Linked DNA regions of Mus musculus: regions 2 and 3 are each linked to region 1. The links are chromatin loops, found by intact Hi-C in ENCODE. Cell type or tissue: heart. All regions are shown on one strand.

The links. A loop is a pair of places that touch in the nucleus more often than their neighbours do. Peaks named below come from ENCODE experiments on the same cell type or tissue, not always from the same donor. Only the 100,000 strongest peaks of a DNase experiment are listed, where the experiment ranks them.
Region 2: a loop joins it to region 1, with 10 times the contacts of the local background. A loop is called at or near these places in 10 of 42 quality-filtered maps.
Region 3: a loop joins it to region 1, with 4 times the contacts of the local background. A loop is called at or near these places in 2 of 42 quality-filtered maps.

What each region holds. Positions count from the first base shown.
Region 1 is chr19:21,774,687-21,782,686 of GRCm38, forward strand. Cemip2 (cell migration inducing hyaluronidase 2) reads left to right here and starts at 3,654. Exons shown (of 24, transcript NM_001033759.2): 1 at 3,654-4,100. In heart, CTCF peaks have their summits at 2,911 (motif pointing right), 3,524 and 6,168; DNase peaks (open chromatin) are centred at 2,825, 3,615, 4,685 and 6,205; H3K4me3 peaks cover 5,460 bases; H3K27ac peaks cover 4,649 bases.
Region 2 is chr19:21,943,353-21,951,352 of GRCm38, forward strand. No RefSeq gene overlaps it. Among named protein-coding and RNA genes, the nearest start is that of Cemip2, 170 kb to the left of the region's middle. In heart, a CTCF peak has its summit at 297 (motif pointing left); DNase peaks (open chromatin) are centred at 249 and 3,359; H3K27ac peaks cover 453 bases.
Region 3 is chr19:22,138,275-22,146,274 of GRCm38, forward strand. It overlaps a transcript of Trpm3 not described here. Among named protein-coding and RNA genes, the nearest start is that of Trpm3, 310 kb to the right of the region's middle. In heart, no CTCF peak of the experiment used is centred here; no DNase peak of the experiment used is centred here; H3K4me3 peaks cover 1,029 bases; H3K27me3 peaks cover 5 bases.

The DNA.
Region 1 (8,000 bases):
TTTGTTAAAATTTATCTGTGATCTTCACATATGGCCTGGGTTCCAAGAACAGCCAGTTTCTGTGCTTGACTCATAAGAAAAAAAATCACTGTGAAAGTTACCTGACTTAATATTTCAGTTTAGCAAATCATAGGTACCAGTAGCAGAAATGGATGGGAACTTATGAGTGCCACCGTTAAGCTGCTTATAGCGTCACTGTATCTAATTCTCACAATGACTCTGCCAGCTAGGTACTATTCCTATTCCTCTTTAAAAATGCAAAAATGCCACCCAGAGAGGTTGGGTATCTTGTCGAGAGTTATAGTAGTGAGCTGTGGACCTTGGCTCTCATCTAAGCAAGCTGACTCTAAGTCTTAACTCTCAGACAATGGGCTATCCTGCCTGAAGACAATGAAGACAGGGGTGGAGGACATGCTCTGAGCATTGCCTCCATCCCTGATGCTTTGAACATAGTAGTGAGGACATCACATACCATGTAAGTGGGTGGTATTCCCGGAATGGACCAGGTCCAATGGCTGCTACAGAAGAGTGTCCAAACACCTAGCCCTTTAGACCCATTTTGCGGGGCCATGCTAGCCAGAATGCCTCCAGTAGGGTTGGTCGTGGGCATCGGGAACATGCACACTGGTGCTTAGCTTTTCCTTTCCACCTGCTTCTGGACCCCTCCATATACAGGTACCACTTGATTGACAGGCCTAACCAACATCCCACTGCTACTCTGTCTCAGAGCCTGCATCCCTGGGAACCACTATTGGTTCCACTGATGAGGTGTGTGTGTTCCCACACTGTCTCCTTTGCAGCTTTCTTATCAGTTTCTTTTGAATTTTTTCATGTTTGAGATGAACATCCAAAGCAAAGTTTATGAAAATTCTCAAAAGTATTCTATGAAAATATGTGTCCAAACTCCTTGTTTACAGACTTCAGTTTTTAACTGTAGTTTTTAGTTTGTCCTGAAAATGAGTAGAAGAGTTTTGTCTCCCTAATCTTCCCAACTCTCAGCATCCATTTTCCATGGTTTGGTAAGGAATACAGATGGTGGAAGAACTCTTTACAATCAAAATCTCTTTTAAAATACTTTACATGAATCTGTGAGGACTATTTATAGCTACGGAGTAGTTGGCCGCCTCAATTCTAATGTGCTCTTGCAGGAGCTATTTAAACATTCCTGGTTCAGTGTCACATTGGCATAATCACTCCCAGGAGGATTAACATAATATGACTGAACTTCAACCAAAATGCCTGGTGCTTAAAGATACAGAAGAGCCATTTTGTATAAATTTGGCACAAGTCAAAGCGCAGGTTGCCTCAAAGCGCATTGCCACAATCAATAAGCCAAAACAACAAATGGATTCCTGTGTTTCTAGAGGTCTGACATTTGAACTCAGTTACACTAGTGTAGTCAGCTTCTAGGGAGGTTTCTCCCTGGACCCTTCCAACTTCTGGCGGCTGCTTGTCTCCTCGATTTCTGGTTGGTTCATCACTCCAGCCACTGCTTCCCTGGTCATGAACCTTCTACACCTTTGTGTTTTAAATTTCTCTCTGCCTTCTCGTAAGTGTGATTGCAGTTAGGGTTCACCCAGGCAACTCAGAAAAATCTCTCAGTCAAGACTCTTACTCCAATCACATCTCCATACCCAGTAGTTTCCAGGATTAGAAACACCCACACCCACACACCCACATACCCACACACACACACAAACACACATGTTAGGGTGGCCTGCCTCTCTTCTCTTTTAAAAATTATTTTTAGTATTTTATGTGTATAAGTATTTTGCATGCATGTATGTCTGTGTACCTACCATTGAGGTCGGAAGAGGGCATTGGATCCCCTGGAGCTGGAATTAGAGACAGTCATGAGCTGCCCTGTAGGTTTCTGGGAATCAAATCTGGATCCTCTGGAAGAGGAGCCCAAGCCATATCTCCAGCCCCCATCCTCCCTTCTTGAGTTCTAAACATGTCCCATTGAGGCCACCTTAAGAGTCCTTCCTCCTTTGCAGTTTGTCATAGAGAATCATCTGCTCTATTATGTTAAGTCCTCCCCTTTTCTCTTCTAAAGAGGGACTGGGGCTGGAGATGGCAGATGGGTAAGGATTTTGTGACGGCTCAGATGTCTCTGGAGCTTCTCCTTCTGCATCTTTCCAAGGTTTTAGTTAACTGTGGGTTCGGTCCAGAAGCATTGCCAAAATTTACATTTGCAGACTCCTCTGACTCAGTCCATAGAGCTTTGTTGAGGCATTTCCAAGTTTTTTAGGATCTCAGGGGATTCTTATTAGCCCCAGTCTGGAAACATTGGTTCAGTTCTACCAAGTCCTAAACCAAACCTTGGAAATAGGGTATTCCTTTTTCTGTCTGCTGGTGTATCATAGCTACACGGTTGAATTTTTACTGGAAGGGGGAGAAAACAAACAAATAAACAAACAGACAGACAAACAACAGTGAGCCTGAAAAATGAACAATCCTGCCTGTACAGTATTCAATGAAACAGTTCCCCAGAGGCGACACGTCCAACTCCGAATTAAATAGAGGATGATGACTGTCCGGATTTGGCAATCTGGCAGCTGTCATTAGCTCCTGACCTCGTGGTCTGACGGACCAAGCCAGGTCGCGCCCTTTGCTGCAGGAAAGGCTTTTCCTCTGCCAGAGCAACTTCCTCCAGGGGACCGGGTGGTGGCAGGGCTACTCATGCCACCCGGCCAGTATATTCTGCAGTAGGGTGGGCTGAGGATTGGTTTTCAGTGTTGCATCTCCGCCTCCTGCAAGCTTCAGCCACTCTAGAGTAGCGTGGCCAGAAGGCGTGACCAGGCCTAGGTATATTTATTCTGGCCTTAGTGTGAGATGCTGGGGCTGCTCCAAGCTCCTAACCAGAACTGGACAACGGTCTGAAGTCAAGAACACACTGACTCTGCTGAGAGGGCTACGAATCCAGCTTCCTTGTTGGCCAGGTGGGGGCAGTCGAGGCGCCAGGACCCGAGGCTCAGAAAGTTTTGAGTGAGGTGGGGGGCTTGCGGGATATTATTGGGGGAATATACTGCTATGCCGAGTCAGCTTCATTCCGGAGCGATAAAAGATGTCGAACTCAGCTATTGGATGATAAAGGAAGAGAAAAGAGTTCAACCCTGTGTGTGTGTGTCTCAGGGGTGGTGGTGGTGGTGGTGGTGGTGGTGGTGTGTGTGTGTGTGTGGGTGGTGGTGGTGGTGGTGGTGGTGGTGGTGGTGGTGTGTGTGTGTGTGTGTGGGGTGGTGGTGGTGGTGGTAATAGGGGTTCAGCAGCCTGGCTAGACCCGAGAAGATGCAGGTTCAGTTTCGAGTGATGAGGGGTGCAGGCTCAGGTCGACTTTGTCAAGAGGTGACAAAAAAAGCAGTATCAGACTCAGCTGGGATGATGAGGTACACAGACTCAGGTTCAGGCCCGCTGCTTTTCCTGAACTCCCAGGTAGTCATCTGTAGCCGAAGGTCAAGGAGCCGCTGGGAAACCCTGGCCGCCGACGGTGTTGGCGGGCGTCCTTCCTGCTGAAGGCAGCTGGAGGCGCTGAGCCTTCGTCTGCAGCTTGTGGTGGGCGGAGCCTCCGCAGGTCTCGTCCCTCTGACAACAGGCCCCGCCCACCCCGCCTTTGACCCGCCTCCCTAGCTCGGGGCCGCCTGCCCAATCCGCAGCACTCTCGGCCCAGCCGAGCCGGCGCTTGTGTGGCCGGAGGCTGATTAGAGGGACCCTAGCGAGCCGCGGCGCCCGCCGAACCGGGGACCTGCGCGGCTCGGGAACGCGCCCTGCCTGCCGCTATTGTCTCGGAGCCGCACAGGCTCGCGCCGCCCGGACGGCGATTCCCCTCCTCTTCCTCCGGGAGGGAAGGATCCAAGAGCGCCAAGCCGGGCTGGCTGGAGGAGGTGGCCGCGAAGGCGGAGGGAGGAGCGTTACTCCCCGGCCCCGACTGCTTCTCCTCCGGCGTAGGTTGCCGCTGAATTCAGAGCGGCAGCGGGACGCGGGTTCCTGGCCATGGAGAGGAGATCTGCACGCGGGGACTCCAGGAGCTCTGCTCCCGCTCCTGCTCCTCTGGCCATCGCGTAGACACCTGAGTAGACCGACGCCAGGAGGGGGAGGGGAAGGTAAGGCTCCTCTAGTCCCGGGTGCCCAGCCCCGCCTCCTTGGCGGTCCCAAGGGCCCGGAGGGCGCAGACCCGACTTGCGCACCTTGGCGTCCTGGAGGCCTGGCTGTCCCTGTGCTGGCGTTTTTTTGCCGAGAAGCACAACATCCTGTGGGTTCCAGCGTCCGCCTTTGCCGGCGCCTTCCCGCCGGAGTTCTCCCATACATAGCGCCCCGAGACTCAACCTTCTTCCATGAAAAGGGGTCCTTAGGAATAGAGGTTTGATCCCCTTTTCATCCACTTTGTGTTCCCGGGGAGGTTAACAATGGGTCTTTTAAAGTCGGTGTGAACAGCCCTAAAGTTTCTGGAAAGGCTGCGTGGGGGACGCGGACCGCAGTGAAAGATTGATGGAATGTGCATTGTGGAGCCTTGGCGTCTACAAGAGCACGCTTGTGTAAAGTTTGGGGGGGAGTGTGGATCTTTGTCTCCTACTGTTCCCCTGAGTTGGTGTGACCCTGCTCCGTGTGGTAAGGCGCAGTTTCAGAATCTGGGCATCTTTAAAGCTGGGGACCAGTTTTTAGCACAGGACCTCACTCACCACAGTTCCTTGGCAGAGTTGGGAGGTCCTGGCAAAGAATGGGGTTCTCACTGCGAGTACCCTGAGGTGCTTCACGTAATACTACTTACTGCCCTCTAGCAATAAAACCAAGGTCTCTGCTGGGGGGCTGGTGTTTGTCACCAGACCCCCTGTGGAGCAGAAACACTCCCCTTAAATTCTCCGCCGAAGGTTAGGAGAACAGACTTTTGACACATCTCCTTTCTTCTGCAGTTGGGGTTAAAGGTAGAGTGCCTGTCTTTTAGGAACTTCCATCTGCTCCTGAACCACACAGTGTGTTGGACTGACTCCCTTGTGCTGGTGACTAGTCTGATGCTACACAGTTGCACATGTTGAAGGGCTGCAGAAGTCTTAAGGGCTCTTACCAGTAAAAAGAAAATTTAGAGGAAGAGGAGGCAGGAGAAGAGTTTCATCAAAGCTTAAGGGAAGCCTGAATTCCCATTGCAACCAGGCTTATCTGTTGGAAATGGCCACTAAACCCAAATACAAACAAATTATATATATCCCTAAAGATTAAGAAAACTTGACCCATTAGCACTGGTCTGGTCTCCATATCCTACTCTGGTGTGTCCCTTATTGTCTTTCCCTTTGAGTTTGCATTTCTGGGCAAAGCAAAATGTGCACCAGGCATGCTGTTCATTTAGTTAACATGGGACAGCTCGTGATAGTGTCTTCTGCCTTTAAAATAACATTCTTTATTTATGTGTAGGGTGGTGAGTCGGGGCTGGAAATTTATCTCAGACTTTAAGCTCACTCTATCCCATACTGTGTCTGATTTTTGTCCTCACAGAACGGAAAGTTAAGGTTAGACGAGAACTCTGAGCCGTCACCTGTTCTCTGTCAGCCTGTGGATGAGAGTAAGCTGAGGCGTGGTGAGTGTGCATCTCTCTGTGTGTGTGTTAATGTGTGCGCAAGACATTAGCATCTAAATTCTTCTCTGGTCTCCTAGGAAGTTCTGTGTAGTTGGGATAGCGGGTCCATGGCTAATTGTTTGAGGTAGGTCTCCTCTCTTCGTCTAGCCAATAGCCGGGGGATTTCCTGCAGTGTTATAATCACAGGAAAGTTGAGGTGACAGCACCGCAGTTATGCTGTAGGGGATGTAATTAAGCCTGTTGTTACAGATACCAAGAAAATGGGCATAGAGCAGGCTTGTGGACCATTATGAAATCGGAAGGATACCACTTAGTAGCTATGTGTGCTTCTGAAATTGAGATAAATGAGCCATATTTCAGAAAGAAAATCATAATCACTATTGAACGGATCACATCTGAAAATGGCTATACGCTATAAAGTGCTCTGGAGTATTTATTAGTAATGCACCCATCTCTCTATCTGCCATGGACCCATTAACTGAATTCTTAATAAAACCACTCGTGACATGCCAGACATTCTTGGAAGGACTCTCAGCAGTACTCTGTGGCACTTTCTGTCAGCTGGAGAGGGAAGGGAAGGAGTGGCTGCAGTTGGGGAAGCCAGAGGGCGGGAGATCCCTGTGTGTTTCCATTGACAAAGATGAGTAAGACTGCAGCCAAGGAAACGAGTGTTGCTGGGGACCCAAGCAAACTAACAATACTAAGATCTTATCAGCGTGTGAATGGGAGACCCACTGTACCCGGCTTCTTTATGAGGGCGGAGGGAGGGCTCACTGGAGGGTGGGCTGCAGAATCGATTCTGACATTATTTGCTAAATCAGGCAAAATAGAGACTGGAAATTGGCGTAAGAAGTATCATGTTTATTTTTCTTTATTTTATTTTATTTTATTTTATTTTATTTTTTTGAGACAGGGTCTCACTGTGTAGCCAAGGCTGCTCCCACACTGCTAAGCCAGCATGGCTCTCCCTGTTACTGGCCTGCCATTCCACCCAGCAAAACTGAAGGCGGGAAGCCAGGCATGGATTTGAAAGAAGTTGGCTTTGGCTGTTGAAAACAGTCTGCTGCTGGGCTAATTGCTAAGTTTTTTCATCCGTGAGATAAGGTTTAAAATGCTTGATGAATATACTGGAGTCAACTACGTTTCCAACTGATAGGCAAATTACTGAATTAACACTGCCAACCCAAAGGTATTTTATACTGTAGTTTGAAACAAGCTGTAACTAGATATAAATTATAGCTTAGTCAAGCTGGCTTCCGCCATAGATTTCCATTTATTGGCTCTTGTCAGAATGGAAGCAGGTGTGTGGGCCTGTAGACTGCCTGCTGCTCTGTGATACACGGTCCTTGTCAAGGCATCTGCCCCTCCCCCTCAAAGGGAATCTTTTCACTGGCTTTGGCTTGTGACTAGAGGGATGAGCTGTCTGGTACAGGGCATCACTCAAGATGGCCTTGTCTGAGATTCTCTCTCAAGCCAGCTTCCCTTTTACTCTGCTGTCCCAACAAGGTCAACCTAGGAATCGGGTGGGGGTGGGGCATCCGCATCTCTGAGACTATGAAAAGTCGCTCTTACTGTCTCCATTTGTAGAGAGGTATAATTTTCAAATGAGACTGTTGAATGCTCCCTCTCCTAACAGCAGCTGTTGTGGGGTGAAACCTGAAACTGTAAGCGGCCCTCGCTTTAGCTCCCCCACTAGAAATGCACATAAGGTCAGGTGATGTTTTATAAATCTCTGTTGATGGGAATCTAGACTCAGCTATTTAAAGCTATAAAGCTAAACGTGGCTTTGGTGGGTAAGGTGAATGTGAGCCAGGGTGTTGGACACTGCTGTCCATGCTGAGTCCTGCCCTTTAGTTCCGAGGGGTCCTAAAAATACTGATAAAGTGAGGAAGTGGGGACCCTGAGGGGCTCACTAATTAGGTAAGGCCATGTAGTAAATTAATGGCTGAGCAGGGACAAGAACCCCTTTGTCCTTATTTCCAGACGGCGATTTCCCGCTCCTTCCCTATTTACGCGTTTATTCCACTTTGCTTTCCTTGGCAGTTGTTTAGTTTTCACTTGAGCTGAGAAACCCATTGTCCTTAAGTTTAAAAGGCAGACAGACCCATGTCTTTTCATCTCCCATATTTATTGTCCATGATATGGAGCACGTAGTAGGGTGATATTTCTGGGAGATTTCTGTCAAATAAGGAACTCTGGGGGGGAAATGTTAGCCCTACTTGCATTTTCTGGAAACAGGATGCAAACTTGCAATATTGTAGAAGTGCAATTTTTTTTCCCCTAAGAAGCGAGTTCCTGGAAACATGCAGACTTCTTTTTCCCCCTTTCTTTGTGAATCATTGGGATAAAATCATGGAGATACTTTGTGTGTTCTTTGTTTTCTCTTTGCTCCTTTTGAGAAACCTTTAATGCTGGTCGTCGAGAACTATGCTCA
Region 2 (8,000 bases), 170 kb after region 1:
TTCTGATCAGTCATTTTCTCTGTGTCTGTCAACAACCGTAGGGGACTCAAACAAGAAACCTGAGTCTGTCTTAACCCCCATCCCCATGGCTGAAATGACAGGTAAAGACCTGGTTAGAGAAAGCCAGTGAGTTCTGGGTTCTCTTCTTGAGAAAGGCTTGGGAGAAAAGTTGGGACAAACGCTGCATCTTCAGCTGAGGATGAAGAGGTTCGTGTAGTCACAGATGTGTCTCTGAGTCTTGCCCAAGCTGGCTGCTGCTCACCCAGGCCGACACTGCTCTGACAGTGCTCCCTAGTGGCCCGTGGGAAGGGAACATTTCCCATGCTAGAGCAGGACTAGATCCCACAATATCTGCAGCCCAGAGAATACTCTGCAGTCATTTATGAGTGAATGGTAGTCACCCCAGAGGCCCTAGAAGAATATCTATGAAGGACCAAAAGAGAAGCAGGATGCAAAGGCCCTAAGTAATCAGAGCCTCTTCCTGTAGGGCACCACCTAAAAAAAGGTTTCCCATATTGAACAATGCACAGGTAAAGTACAGGATTAAACATAATTATGCAGACATAATAATATGTGAAAGGACATCGACTAGGCTGTTCACTGGGGCTTATGGCTGATATATGTAGAAGGAAGATAAGAAATATAAAAAAAAATCCAACAAAAAATGAACAGAAAAGCTCTATTTGTACAGAATTATGTCTGCATGTATTCAAAATAAAACCCAATTTACGAGTAAAATCATCCAGATGAGGAAAATTCTGAAAGCCTTCTTAGTAAAGTGGAATTTTAAGACCACACCATCTCTTCATGTATTGACAGAGTTTTAGAATGTGACTTTAAAAATCTAAAATGACTTCTTGAAGAAACTATGGTTTTTACAAAAGTTCGATGCACACGATAGGATTCGTAGAGCCCCTTCTGAAGCTTTTATGGTACAAAGGCTGTTGTGGGAATTCCCAGCTTCTTTCCAGAGACGTGAGAAAGAACCATGGATCTGACTGTGATGTCACAGTTCTTCCCGCCGTAGAAGCATCTGCACACAATCACACTGCTTGAAGGCTTGCTTGTCTCACAGTGGTTTCATTTCACCCTCGTGTGAACAGCAGTTAGGATCTCCCTGAAGCTCCTAGCTGCGATGCGCAATGGTGTGCTTTTCTGTTCTCCACTATTATGATAGTGAAAGATCCTGGCAGAATGTAAAAGGACACAGAAGCCCTGAAATTGGCAAGATAGACGTCAGTGTTAGCAGAACTAGCTTCACTGATTTAAAAAAATAGAGGTGCACAATGCTCTGGCCACTCCTGGAACCTGTGTGTCTGCCAATGTTCTGACCAGGTGTGTGCCCATTGCTGCACCTTCATTAGACTCTTTCCTTGTACCCCTCCCATACCCATTTCTTGAGAATAGACATTGTTTAGGTCTGGAAATCCCCTAATCTCCCCCTTCTCCTTTCCCCCCTGAGGGCCTATAAAAACTGGGAACTCTTTACCCTCGAGGTCGACTCCTCTACCCCTGCGTGGGATATGAGTCCTCCCCAGAGCTCTGGCTTTCCCCGAATAAAGCCTCATGTGGTTTGCAACAAGCTCGGTCTGTCGTGAGTTCTTGGGTGTCCGCTATTGTCCTGAGGCCTGAGTGAGGGGCTCCTCTTGGAGTCTTTCAATAGCATACCACAGGCGGGGCCGTAAGCACAGAAAAGAGGATTTTAAAAACTCACAGTATTAGTGCTGTGGAAACTTTTTGGAATATATGAGGATGATCCTAGTAATGACTCCTAGTAATAGAGGAGACAAAGCCTGAACTGACCGTTTTCTGTAACCAGGAAAGACTTCCAGTGGTGGGACTGGGACTGGGACTGGGACTGGGACTGGGACTGGGACTGGGACACTGACTCAGACACAAACCCTTAGACCTACAATTTGTCTCGCCTGCAAGATGTGCTGGGATAATGGTGGTGCAGAACTTGTGGGAGTGGCCAACCAATGACTGGTCCAATGTGATTCCATTCTATGAGAGGGAAGCCACATATGGCACTGCCTGGATGGCCAGAAACCAAGGGCTGGATAGCCCAGAGACCGAAGATAGAAAAAAGTAAATGAAATAATTCCTAATGATATTCTGCTATATTCATAGATTGGTGCATAGCCCAATGTCATCACAGAGGCTTCATCTAGCAACTGCTGGGAGCAGATGCAAAGACTCACAGCCAAACATTAGGTGGAGCCTGGGGAAACCTCAAGGAAGAGGGAGAGGAAGCCAGAGAGGTCAAAAACACCATAAGAATATGGTTCAGATCATCACCTAAGCAGGGCTCAGAGGGATTCGCAGAAACTGAAGCAACAATCACAGAACCTATATGGGTCTGAGGTAGGCCTTCTGTATATATGTTGTGGTTGTGCAGCTTGGCGTTCTTGTAGGACTCCTAACAATGGGAGTAGGGGTTGTCTCTGACTCTTTGCCTGCTCATATCAAATCTAGGTTGCCTCATCTTGATATGAGATGGCTTGTGCCTAGTCTTATAGCTTGTTATATGGAGTTGGGTTGATATCCCTGGAGGCCTGCTCACTTCTGAAGAGAAACAGTGGATCTGGAGGAGAAGGGAGATGGGTGGGATAAGTAGAGGAAGGGGAGGCTGTGGTTAGGATATAATGTGTGAGAGAATAATAATAAGAAAAACCTCACCGGGCAGTGGTGGTGCATGCCTTTAATCCCAGCACTTGGGAGGCAAAGGCATGGGGATTTCTGAGTTCGAGGCCAGCCTGGTCTACAGAGTGAGTTCCAGGACAGCCAGGACTATAAAGAGAAACCATGTCTCGAGAAACCAAAAAAAAAGGAATAAGAAAAAAGAAAAAAAGAAAAAAGGAAAAAGAAAAAAGAAAAAAGGAAAAAGAAAAAAGAAAAAAAGCCTACCTCACAGTATTAGAAGTTGACAGTCTAAGATAGGCAACTTCACTGGATTGGTCTTTGGTGAGGTTCTTCTGCTGTTTGATGAAGAACCTGGTGGGAGCCTGTGGGAAGACAGAGCAGAAATCTGGTAAAATAGGAAGCAAGGGAGAGTGAGAGGCTTCCAAGAGAATTCACTCACTCCATGAGAGCAGCATTAATCCCCTTGGGTATGATTATCCCAGAACCCAGTTCCCTCTTAAAGTCCCACTGCCTCATTATTTCCACACCAGGAATCAAATTCTGTACAAGAAAGCTTAAGAAAGAGGCTTTAGATCTGCCTAAAAATCACCGAGGATCAGATGACACAGTAGGAAGAGATACTACAGGCTCAGACCATTTCAATTACTGCAAGAGCCCTGTGATACACACAGGAAGTGACTCACTTATACGACATCTAAAACCAGAAAATGGTCACATGACACAGTGGGAGGAGACATGCTTGGGACACTTCCAACCACCGGACAAGGCCATAACATAAGGGGGCGGATCCCCATTTGTATAGGCTGCTTTTCAGCATCCACACTTGCACCTTGGGGATAATAAGGGACAGGTGGAGTGTAGCCACCGGTTTCTTCATTGAGAGTAATTGTGAGCTTTTGTGCTGTGTACTGGGGATATAAAAAGAGAGATCTGTGCAGCTTCAGCTAGCCTGCCAGCTAATAGACAGAAAATTCTAATGGCTGCACAGTGAATAATCAAAAACTGAGCTATGTGCAGAGACAAACAGATCTGTATGAAGTAAAGAGAATACCCGGTCCCCGGGAGTCAGGGACAGACTCTCTGGGTTGAGGCGGAGTCTGCAAGATAAAGTACTAGTGAAGCAAAGACTAAATTGTAGTCTATCTCCCAGTTGGAGAAGCTGGGCCAAGCTGAGCCCACAGGAGAGGGACAATCCTAAAATGTCTGCTGCTAGTACCTCAGCCGGTCCCATTCCTCAGTTTTTGGACAACGCAAATGTTGTGGTCTGCAAAGTTTAAATTAGATCTGCTTGCTGGTGTGATGAGATTTAAATATGAAAGCTTTTGATGTATACTGTCCTTTGCACACTAGCTATAGATTAAATCCCTCCTAACATCTTGGCTTTTGTGGGCAAGAGACTTTAAAATGATTGTTTAATTATTAATGATCCATGCGAAACAAGGGATTGCAGGTGTGTGTCATTATGCCTGGATAATTGTTTGGCATGTATATGGCCATTACCCTAGCCATCGTGTAGGTAGGTGTCCAGCTTTGTCTCTGGTGATGTGACTTTGCTTCTGAATGATAGAGATGGTGGTCAATGGAACCTTAATCTTCTCCAGTTTCATTTCAAAAGCTTGTGTTCCCCCTTGCTGAAGTCACAGAAGTTGGCTTGTGTAGGGAAAAACAAAATTGGTACAATGACTCTAACGTTCTTCAGCTATGCATCTTTTAGGCAATTTCCAAGTCTGTGTAGGACAATAACGGGCAGCAATCTTAATTCACTAAAAATTAATATGTGGTGACTCATCCATACTGATTATTAAACTAGTAGGTGGGTAATGAAAAATTATTAAAACAGGATCAGAGAGAGAGAGACCTTTATATCATGAAATTCGTGCTTATTAGTGTTGCCTCTCCTGGAGGGCGGGCATTCAACGGAACTTGGATGGTAAATGTAGACATCAGGGCTGCCTGGGGCAGCTGCTCTCCCTGGCTCTCCTTGGTGCCATTTCCTTCCAGTACTGTTCCCTGCTCAACCCTAACTGTCAGCTGTAGCATTTAGCTCCAGGTACCGGCCCTCCTGCCTTGGGGACTGGACATCTTGTCCCTGTTCATGCATGGCATTTCCACCCTTGCGTTCTGTTCCTTCCCTCATTACTCACTTTCATTTTTGAGTCTGTACAAATGTATCTTCTTGGTGGAACATAGTTTCACATGGAAAACCCCAGCTGCTAAGAATTCTTAGAAACACATTTTCACTTTCTAGTTCAGAGTTTCTCTACCTTCCTAATACCTTTTAATACAGTTCCTCATTTTGTGGTGACATGCCCCCTCCCCCAGCCACAACATTATTTTGTTGCTACTTCATAACTGTAATCTTGCTACTGTTATGAATTGTAATGTAAATATATGATATGAAGGATATCTGATATGTGACCCTACAGTGACATGACCCACCAGTTGAGAACCACTGTCCTAGTTTGTTCTACAAAGCACAGTGAAGGGCTTGGCTTAGGAGTTGAATGAGCTAGTTTTCATACCTCCCCACATCTTCTTGGCTAGGTCTGCACAAATCTGTAATTCAATTTAAAAAAACAACATGGTGACAGAACGGTTTTCCTGCAAAATAGGATGCAAAGGCCCTTACCACCATCACAAAGGAGGAATCAAGGTCTCCATAGTTACCACAAATGCTCTGATGCAGATTTATCATCTACCCTGTGGGATGACAAAGCATAGCTTCCATGTCAAATCCAGCCCACCATCCACACTGGAAAATGGGTTCCTTTCCATGTTCAGTTGTTGACATACTGTCTATAGCTGCTTCTGTGGCCAGTGGCAGAGCAGATGTCACATGACAACACAAAGCCTAGTCTATTCACTTTAGGACCTTCTTCAGAAAAATATTTACCAACCCCTATTCTAGTTCAGCAGAATCCTGTCTTGATCTTCCATAAAGAATTATGTCATCTATCATTAGTACATTCTATATGAAATAGTAAGGGTCATAGAAGAGAATTTTTAAAATATTTTTTTCAGATTATAATTGCATAATTTTCTTCTCTTTCTTCCCTCCAACTCCCTCAGGTGCTTATAAATTCAGAGCCTCTTTTATTAAACTGTTGTTGTTGTGTATATATATAAACACACACACACACACACACACTTGGACTGTGTAAAGTATTTACATGTTTTCTTGGCTAAAATTACTATTGGACAACCAGTTGGTGTTCCCTTCCCTGGAGAAGACTATTTTTTTCCACTTTTAGTATTCCTCAGTTGCCTCTAGTTATTTGTCTATGGTTGAGGTCTTGTGAGGTTTCCTCTTTCCTTGTTAGCATGCCTGTTGGGTTTGTCCTTGCTCAGGTCATGTTTAGATACCATGCTGGTGAGATCTCATGGGTGTCACTTTATGACACAGAATTTTTTTTTTTTTAAGAAAAGGTTAATATGGTAGAACAAGGGAGAAGCACTGAGTATCCATTAAACATTTCTGTCAAAGCCCATCCCTCATTGAAGGTGTAATGCCCTGGTAAGGTACTTTATACTACCACAGTGTCTTAGTCAGAGTTTTTATTCCTGCACAAAACACGATGACCGAGAAGCAAGTTGGGGAGGAAAGGGTTTATTTAGCTTACACTTCCACATTGTTGTTCATCACCAAAGGAAGTCAGGACTGGAACTCAAGCAGGTCAGGAAGCAGGAGCTGATGCAGAGGCCATGGAGGGATGTTCTTTACTGGCTTGCGTCCCCTGGCTTGCTCAGCCTGCTCTCTTATAGAACCCAAGACTACCAGCCCAGGGATGGCAACACCCACAATTGGCCGTTGATCACTAATTGAGAAAATGCCTTACAGTTGGATCTCATGGGGCTTTTCCTCAAGGGTGGCTCCTTTCTTTGTGATAACTCTAGTTTGTGTCAAGCTGACACACAAAGCCAGCCAGTACACACAGTCAGAGTGGTATATGTCTCCCAAATACTTGTTTCCCAGGGTGATGCTATTGGGAGGTAGTGCATGCTTTAGGTGTAGGGCCTAGTGAGAGGTCTTTAGGCTATCAAGAGGCTGAACTAGAGCAGAATTGTCAGAACCTGATTTCTCCCTTTTTCTGGTTCTATATTTTACTTCTTGACTCATGACATAAGCAGTTTTCTGTTATGTTCTGCCATGATGTGCTGCTTTGCCAGGGACTCAAAACAATGTAGCCACTTGACCATGAGTCGGAATCAGCAGAACCATAAGCCAAACTGAACCTTTTCTTTTCATAAATAAATTGCCTCAGGTACTTGATTATAGTGGTGGGAAGTTGACTGATGCATCATACTTTCATTCCTCTGGAACTGAGTCCATAGACCTGCCATTGTGTAGACCGTGACCACTAGATAGGGCAGTATTATGAAAGAATTTAATGGAAGAAAGCGCTGACTTTCTAGTGATGCACCTCTCTACTTTTTAAAGCTAAGATATTGTTTTTCTTGGACTATTTTGGGTCATCTTAACCATATGATGCTCCTTCAGCATTTTTATATTCATACATTCAGGTCATTGAAGATCTGAGCATCAAAATGATAGCCAATGGTGCTGTTTTGGAAGTTTCTAAAATGTTGGGAGTTGAGCCGGGCTTGCAGAAGTGGGCCCCTTGGAGTGAGGCTTTGAAGAGTATACCCGGCTGCTTGTCCTGTCCTTGCTTTTTGTTCTGATCTGCCACCACATGAGCAGTTTTGGCCATGTGTGTCCACCAGGCTGAGCTGAGCTGCTCTGTTGTGTCTTCCTTGGTGTGGTGAATGGAATTACCTTAAAACCATGAGACAACTTACTGATTTTCTTCCTTAAGCTGTTTCCATCAGGGCGTACATGAGTTTGGCACTAAACACAACTTCTTCAGCTCTGAGGTACATGCTGGACACATGTTTGTCTACAGTTCAGTAGATGATTCTAGTTTACCATGGCAACCTCAGATCTAATGGCTACTTACAGTTATATTGTCCATCTTCTTAGGGTTCCGGAACAAGCCAGAAACCATTTTTTAGAAAAAGTGATTTTACTTAGGAGGTCTATTTTTTAAATTCTAAGAGATTGTTTGTATTTCTAAGAGTCACTGCATAAAATTCCAATTTATAGAATATATCTAGACTCAAATGAATGGAATTTTTAAAAGGAGCAATGCCCAGGCAGGTAGCTGTGTATCACGTGTCGAATGCCATGCAATATTTCCAGTAAATAGTCTAAAATTGAAACAGCAGCAGTAACTGGAATTAACATCTGATTAAAAATTTTAAAAAGACTGTTATTCACCAGAAAAAAAACCTACTACAAATGCTAAATAGTCAAGTTAAATAGATATGTTATTATTACTTTCTTACATTTTTTTTGTTAT
Region 3 (8,000 bases), 360 kb after region 1:
TAGGAAGCTGGGGATAAAACCTGGGTCCTTGCATATACCAGAAAGTGTTCTATCATATTGAGTTACGCCCCACTCTCTATTACAATTTGTGGCATCCTGATTCCCAGGCATAGCCCAGCTAATTATATGAGTCCCCGCCCCAGAATCGGAAATATCAGCATTTAACATGCTACAGTTTATAACACGTGCACACGTGTGTGTGTGTGTGTGTGTGTGTGTGTGTGTGTGTATGAAAAGCTATTCAGGAAACTTCAATATGCAGCCAAGTCTGAGGCCCAGTGGGCTAGCCCGACAAGCAGAGGGAAGAATTAGCCCAGTACCTGACATGCAGATGAAGCTGGACTCTCCCAAAGGACACTTGAATACAGTTGTTGCAAAGAGATGAAAAGGAAGAAAGAGAAAGGAAGGCAGATAAAGTTTCAGGCTTACTCTCTTTGTCTAAGTCAACTGGAGTCTCCACCCACTCACCAGTGGGTGACCCAGGCTTCTGCTCCCAGGTCCCCAGGGCCTGAAGACTGGGTGGGGCACATTGACTGCAAGAAACTCCTAGAGCAGTGGCTCCACAACCCCAGGCGTGGGCCGTGAACCCCCTGCCTCCCCCTCCCGCGCCTTGAAGGCGGTGGCTGCCGGTGGAAAGCAATTTGGGGTGCATAAGGAAGCGGGCTGGAGCGCAGGTGGCGCTCGCAGCCCCAGCCCCTGTTGAGCCAATCGCGAGCGCAAGCGCAGCCTGCTGGCAGCTTTACGGAGCTCCCGACTCAGGCGGGGAGCCTACTAGGCGAAGGCGGCGCAGGAGAGAGCTGAGCGCAGGCTGCTCTGAGCACTGCCAAGGGCCAGGCTGCTAAGAATGGGCAAGAAGTGGAGGGATGCGGGCGAGCTGGAGAGAGGTTGCTCTGACCGCGAGGACAGCGCAGAGAGCCGCAGGCGCAGCCGCAGCGCCAGCCGGGGCAGGTTTGCCGAGTCGTGGAAAAGGTTAAGTTCCAAGCAGGGGTCCACCAAGCGCTCGGGACTGCCGGCACAGCAGACACCGGTGAGTTGGGGAGAGTCAGGGCCTCAGCATCCTTCCTAACTGGTGCCAGAAACCTTGTCCATGGTGCTGAACTTGCTCTCCTGGCGCCGGAGCCTGGGAACTTGTGGAGTCACTTACAGGGAAAGTGTTGGGTGGTTGCAAGCAGGGGTCCCCAAGGGATGTCTCCCCCTCTATAGCCAGAAGAGGGGATTTGGATGTGTCTTCTTTCTATGCAGAAATGGGAAAAGTGTTGGAGAGGCGAGGGGCTGGCGGTCAGATCATTATAGTTTTGTAATTAACAAAGTGTGTGAGTTGTCCTGCGTCGTGTGATAGGAGTGTATCCCTCTGGTCTGTGTGTGCCCCGCATTCAAACTCACTTAACATCGACTGAATGGGGGCATAACAAGAACAGCACATTGTATTTTTACTCTCTTAGCACTTGCTCTTTCTATCTCACTCCCCCACTGTTTTAATGGGTATAGTTAATTGTTTGCAGAATGTCATTTGCATGTGGAGAATAGCAAGAATATCCCAGGTGCTTATACGCCTCTGGCTTAACGTGTGTACGACATTCAGAAAGCAGTTTCCCCATGTGCCAGCGCCTCTTCAATGTCTGATTAGTGCAATAAAAGGACTCCTGTGAAATTAAAACATCACTCTATGTGTGTGTGTGGAAATACAGTTGATGAAAACTTTTGCTGCGTTTACATTTCTGATATTGAAATATTAGATTTTCCATCATGTCAGACAGAGGGAAAGAGATCTCTGTTCTAGGAGACAGTTGTATTGACCTCCTGTTGCTCATGGGTAAGGAGAACACACTGTTTTTAACTTCCAAAGCATCCTTGGAAATATCAGCATGCATGTTTCTATGTTTTCAGAGGTATCGTGTAGATTTTACATAATGGAAAGAATTTGAATTGATTAAAAAAATTAGCTCATACCATGGACTCCAGTATGAATAGTGTTAGCTCAATCTAGTTTTCAGGGGTTGCAATGAAGGATAAAATGTATCCGTAAATGTAGCATGTAACAGCAATCCCACAGAATGAGATTTTAGCCTATTTATGTTGTTTGCTTGTTTACAAAATGAATGGCAGAAAGCATTAATCAATCTGGGAATTTCAAATCTTTGATCCATTTTGTGGGCAAGGTTTTCATCTGAACATGGACATGGTCCACGTACATGCAATTAATTTTATTTTAGCCACAGAAATATTCTGTAAGATATGCAGGCTTGAAAACATCTTTAAAAGGAATTTTCATTTGAAGACAGACTTCTGAGATAAATTCTGTGAAAAAGATTAATGACCTCTTACCTCTTATGTAAACTAAGAATTGAGTTCATCTCCTTACAAAACATCTAAACATTGTTCTATGAGGCTTTTTATATCATGTCTGATTTTGTTCAACAGGTGTGTGAACAGCCCTTATCAGGGCCATACAAAAATCTTCATTTAACACTGTTGTGACAATAAATGACTTGGAGGTTATTGCCTTGAATAAAAATGTGTGTGAGGGAGGGCATACTAGGATACCATGGCAACCAGAAACATCTGGAAAAGTAACCAAGTCCTTCTGTTTGCTAAGAGCAGGCAAAGGGGCAGTATTTCTCTGTGATGCTTGTTAATTGAAATATTAGCAATTCAGTTAAAAAGCAGTGAAAGCCTGTGGGTTTTTTTCTCACATTACATGACAAGTTCAATATTGATTTTGTTCTAAAACTCCAAAAATAGGTCTCTAAGCCAAGATTTAATTACCAGATTTAAAAAATCCCCAAAGATAATGAGCTTTTGTCATTCTTTGGTCTGCAATCCATCTTAGTTTTGGTCTCATGAGTTGTTGATAAAGACTTGGACTTCATTAGTAATTGAGACACTTGACACATTCATGCTAACACGGGAGCAAGGGAATAATAATGGTTTCAAGGTACATCTTTGTAAAAGTTTTTAACCTTTAAGGTAAGATGGTTTTTCTGTAATTTGAAGTGATCTGGTGCTGTTTTCAATTTTTCCCTGTATCTCAGAAAAATAGCTTGTAAATGACAACTAACTTAAATTAATTTGTTTGTTGTTGTTTTTATGAGGAAAAAGATATTCTTTGACATAGCTGTGGGTCTTATCCATTGAGGATTATGTTCAGGAATAATATGGCATTCACCCTGATTAAAAGAAATCATGTAAAGTTTTTATTTGTTCTCTGTTTGAGACCATGAAATGGTCATAGAGTGGTTTTGTTAAAGTAAACCCTGATTCTTTGTGTCCAATCTTCGAAATAACTTCTGGTTAAAGTCACATGGGGGAGATGGAAGAACCTTTGAGCCCACTCAAACAAGGAAGGCTGTGCCATTATTTTTATTTTGGAGACAAAGCCATATCTCCTGGACATGGAAATTATTTACTCCCACAAGGAAATTTCCATCACATTCTAGAACAGTGGTTCTCAACCTTCCTAATGCTGTGACCCTTTAATACAGTCCCTCATGCTGTGATGGCCCCTAACATACAACTATTTGCATTGCTACTTTATAACTGTACTCTGGCTGTGGTTACAAATCACAATGTAGATATTTGATATGCAGGACATGTGATATGCAATGTCCTCCAGAGCTGTGACCCACAGGCTGAGAAGCATCTTATTTTCTCTATGACCTGAGTTACAGTATTTTTGTTTTTCTGTGGGAAGTTAAGGAAGATTTTCTTGGTTTGATTTTAGTTAGGTTTCCTACTGATTCACCACTAAATTTGGAAGAGTTTTTCATGGAGGTGGAGTGCCTCCATAGTCATGATTCCTGCCCTAGAAATCAAAAGTTCCATTTCTGGCTGTTGGCTTTGGTGATGAGAAAGTGCTGTGGACTATGAGAAGCCTGAGATAGGAGAGTATGGGCCATCCACACCTGACCACAGCTATCTGGACCCTTTGATTCTAGTGCCAGGCAGAAGTGGCACTAGAATAGAAGGCGCCACTTCAGTCTGGTGGCATCTCATGGGCATGCTCAGTACGAGATTTGAGACACTTCATGGACTTCTCTGAGATTCTGCGCCATAGAAGTAAGCATACCTCACAAGCCAATCTTTGCTGGTTCTGAACTCATTTATGAATTGCTCCTCTCTCTCCTTTTTTCGGGGTCTTAGTTTCCAGCGGAAGGTTTATGAACTCCTGTTGCTTTGATACTCAGATATCTAAAAGATATAATTCTGATACAGTGAAGCAGTGTTTAATAATATGCATTTGTTAGAAATTACTTTTCTCTGGGATAAGGTCTTAAATTTTTTTTTAAAATCTGGAAACTGTTTAAAATAAAGGTGAGTAAATTCCATTCCAATTTTATTGTATTACCTATTAGGGTGAAATTATGTGTTAAAATTTGGGCTATCAAATTAAATTTTTGAGTATTAGTTTTTTTTTTTTTAATAGTATTTCTGTCAAGTGGCCTATTGGTACAAAGATAATTTAAGAACTTCTTCATGGTCATTCTATTAGATCTAGATTACATTTCTCCTTGAAATGCTATGTTTACTCCTCCTGTTGTTTACTTTGATTGTATTTGCACAGAAAGGCACAGATACCATTCAAAATATAATCCAGTAGGTGCAGTCTGGTGTTGTAAATATCAAATACTCACCTCAGCATGCGTACATTATTAATTTAAAGAGGTGATTTTCCCCTAGCCCCATAACTATTTAAAGGCTTGTTTTCACATAGATGTAGACTTAATTTAATCTCTGAGTAAGCTCTGTGTTAAAGGGACAAGAATGTTTTCAGGGAGTAAAATGATGGAGTAGTTGTAATTAGAGTTGTTTTTCAACCTTGGATGGCATACTTGCTTCCACTAATGCTATAATTACCCTTATCAGCAGGTGCCAACCACAGAGTATCACACCTTTTGCTGATAAGTGGGCAACTGAGAGTGTGCATCAAGAGCAATGAGCACAGGAAACATCTGTGCTCCAGAGCAGCCAAATGCCTTTCATCTGAGTACCAAATGCCCTCTTCCTGCCATGGCACAGGCTTGAGATGCTATGTATACAGGTTGTGCCTATGTACAAACCTGGCTCCACTTCTGATACCCCTATCCTCCTTTTGTACCTAGTAGGTAACTTCTAGCTCTTCTTGCCAAAAGCAAGTGTTACTTGATTTTTCTTGTGTCGTGGGATATAAACAAATGTCTATCAATCCCCAATATGGTACCCACAAGACATGAAAGAAATGATTCCACCCAAGTCTAGCTTTAAAGATGCATACGCAACGTATAGGCAGCCACATGATCAAAGAAGGCTCTTTTTCTTCAGCAATCATTAACTTGCTTCCTCTTATGTTTCATGAATTATTTCAGATCTCCTTCTCTTCCAGAGACATGTTAACAGACCTGATTTTGTGACTTTGTGAGAATCTCTGTGAGTAATCTCAGCTGCTCTGATGGCCAAATGGCAAGACTATGCCACCATGTCATGCCTAAAGGACAGAGTTTCCCAACATCTAGATTTGTCAATGTCTTGAATAAATAAAGACAGGCAGAGTTAAGACAGGGCTAAAGTTAGAAAGCCCCCTCTCTCAACCACAAAGAGCACGTGGATGGTGAGTCCATCCATGGCGGTTGTGGTAGACACCATGACAACTGGGTGAACAGAACATACTTGTTTCTCTGTCAGCATCTAATATGTATCACAGTGTCATTAAACCCTTAATGGCTTGTTCTTGTTATACAAAGGGCTCTCTTGGTGGAAGTGGAATGAATTCCCTGCAGCGCTGGTCCGTTATAGAGTGAACCAATTCTTGACAGGTTGATTTTGTATAGTGCCCTTTACGCATTGTGTTAAAACTAGAAAAAGCAACAGAGGAGTATTGCTTGGGAATACAATTAAATTTTCTTGTTATACTGATTTTTTTGAATGAAGAGAAGGAAGTCCATTTAATAACAATGGTCCACCTTGTTTAAGCATTTTGTAAATGCTACTTTTGAGTAGTTAGTAAAACTATTGTCACCATTATAGTGAATAAAATTCAGTTGTCTCTTTGAGGGCTTCAAATATATTAGGAAGAAAGAAATTCAAACAAGTTTGGGGGAAAAATATCCCTGCATAATTTTAAATTTGTTTTCAATTCTAAAATATACCAGAACAGTTTCTCCTGCCACTGTTTACTGAGATCTTTAAAAAAAAAACAAACCAATTGAATCGTTAAAAATTACTAACAAATAGCAAAAGAGCCATTAAATTCATTTGGCTAGACCAGCTGGAAGTATTGACTTTTTCATTTGCAAAGACAAAGAAGGCCTGGGAAACCAAAAATTATTCTAGAGAATACATGTTTAAAAAAAGCTTATTCTAGGAGAGGTGGCTCAGCAGTTAAGAGCACTGACTGCTCTTCCAGAGGTCCTGAGTTCAATTCCCAGCAACCACATGTTGGCTCACAACCATCTGTAATGGAATCTGATGCCCTCTTCTGGTGTGTCTTGAAGACAGTAACTCACATACATAAAATAAATAAATCTTTAAAAGCAAGAATAAACAAACAAACAAAAAACAAACTTAGTCTAGGGATTGGAGAGATGACTCAGCAGTTAAGAGCATTTGCTGCTCTTCCAGAAGGCCTGAGTTCTGTTCCCAGCACCCAGGTCAGATTGCTTAAGCCTGTGCCTCCAACTCCAAAGAATCTGACACCCTTTTCTGGACTCTTTGGCCACACACACACACACACACACACACACACACACAAACCCCCCCCCACACACACCACACACACACATACACACACCCAAACACACACACACACACCCAAACACACACAGACACAGACACACACACACACACACACACACACACACACACACACACACACACACACGGGGACGGGGTGGCAGGGCAAGATTAAAAAAGATGTGGAAGTGTGTTCTTGATCAGTGGTTGATGGGAAGGCTCAAAGGACTCAGCCCACTGTGGGTTGTGTCACACTTGAGCAGGGTAGGTGGTCCCAGAATGTATTAAAAAAAAAAAAAGCTGAATAGACCAAGGAGAACAAGCCAATAAGCAATGTTCCTCCATTGCCTCTGCTTCAGTTTCTGCCTTTTGATTCCTGTCTTTAGCTCCTGATCTGACTCCGTTCATGGTGGATTGTAACCTATAAGAGGAAACAAACCCTTTTCTCTCTCAAGTTGCTTTCTGTTTATCCTAGCAACAGAAACCTAAGTAGGACAGCCACTCTGGTCAGTCCTGGGCAGCTCCTCTAATAACACTGAGAGTTTAATCCACACAAGGGAGATATGCAAAGCAACTGACAGTAGGTGCAGTCTAGCTTTATAGACTGCAGAGCCCATTGGAGCAAAGTTAAACAGCCTATGTCTCCTTAAATGTGGGGTTAGGAAGTCAAGATCAACAGTTTTCTCCACTTGGTAACTAGATTTTAAGAGGAAGAAAAACTTGCTTGGACTTAAGAGGAAAGTAATGACATCTTGCTAATAGTAATTTTAGTTGTGCCATGGAAATTGATGCTGAATAATGTGAAATGAGACCAAGATATCCAGTGGCCCTGATGTGTGGAAGTTCTCACAAGCAGCCTGCATGTGCTATGGTCTGTATTCATACTTCCCACTAGATGACTTCCTTTGCTTTTTACAGCTAGAGTGTAAGCTCCACTGAGTGCAGGTTGTTTATTAGTCAGTGATACAGCAAAAAGCCCCGAACAGTACCTGATACAAAGTATTCAGTTGGATATTTCTTTAACTCCATGATGAACTAATCAATTAACAACATCGGAAATAAAAGTAATAGTTTTTAGTTAATGTGAGGGAGATTTTAGTTCCTTGGCTTTAGGTCTGAAAATAAAATAGAGAGAAACATTCTATTTATTTTTATTTTATTAATTATTATAATTTTGGGGAGTAGGGGAGAATAGCTTAAATAAGAAGGAGGCAGATAACTATGGTACTAGTCCACCGGAGTGGAATCGAGAGGATTATTTTAAAAGAGCATTACAAATTTACTTTTTCTTATGA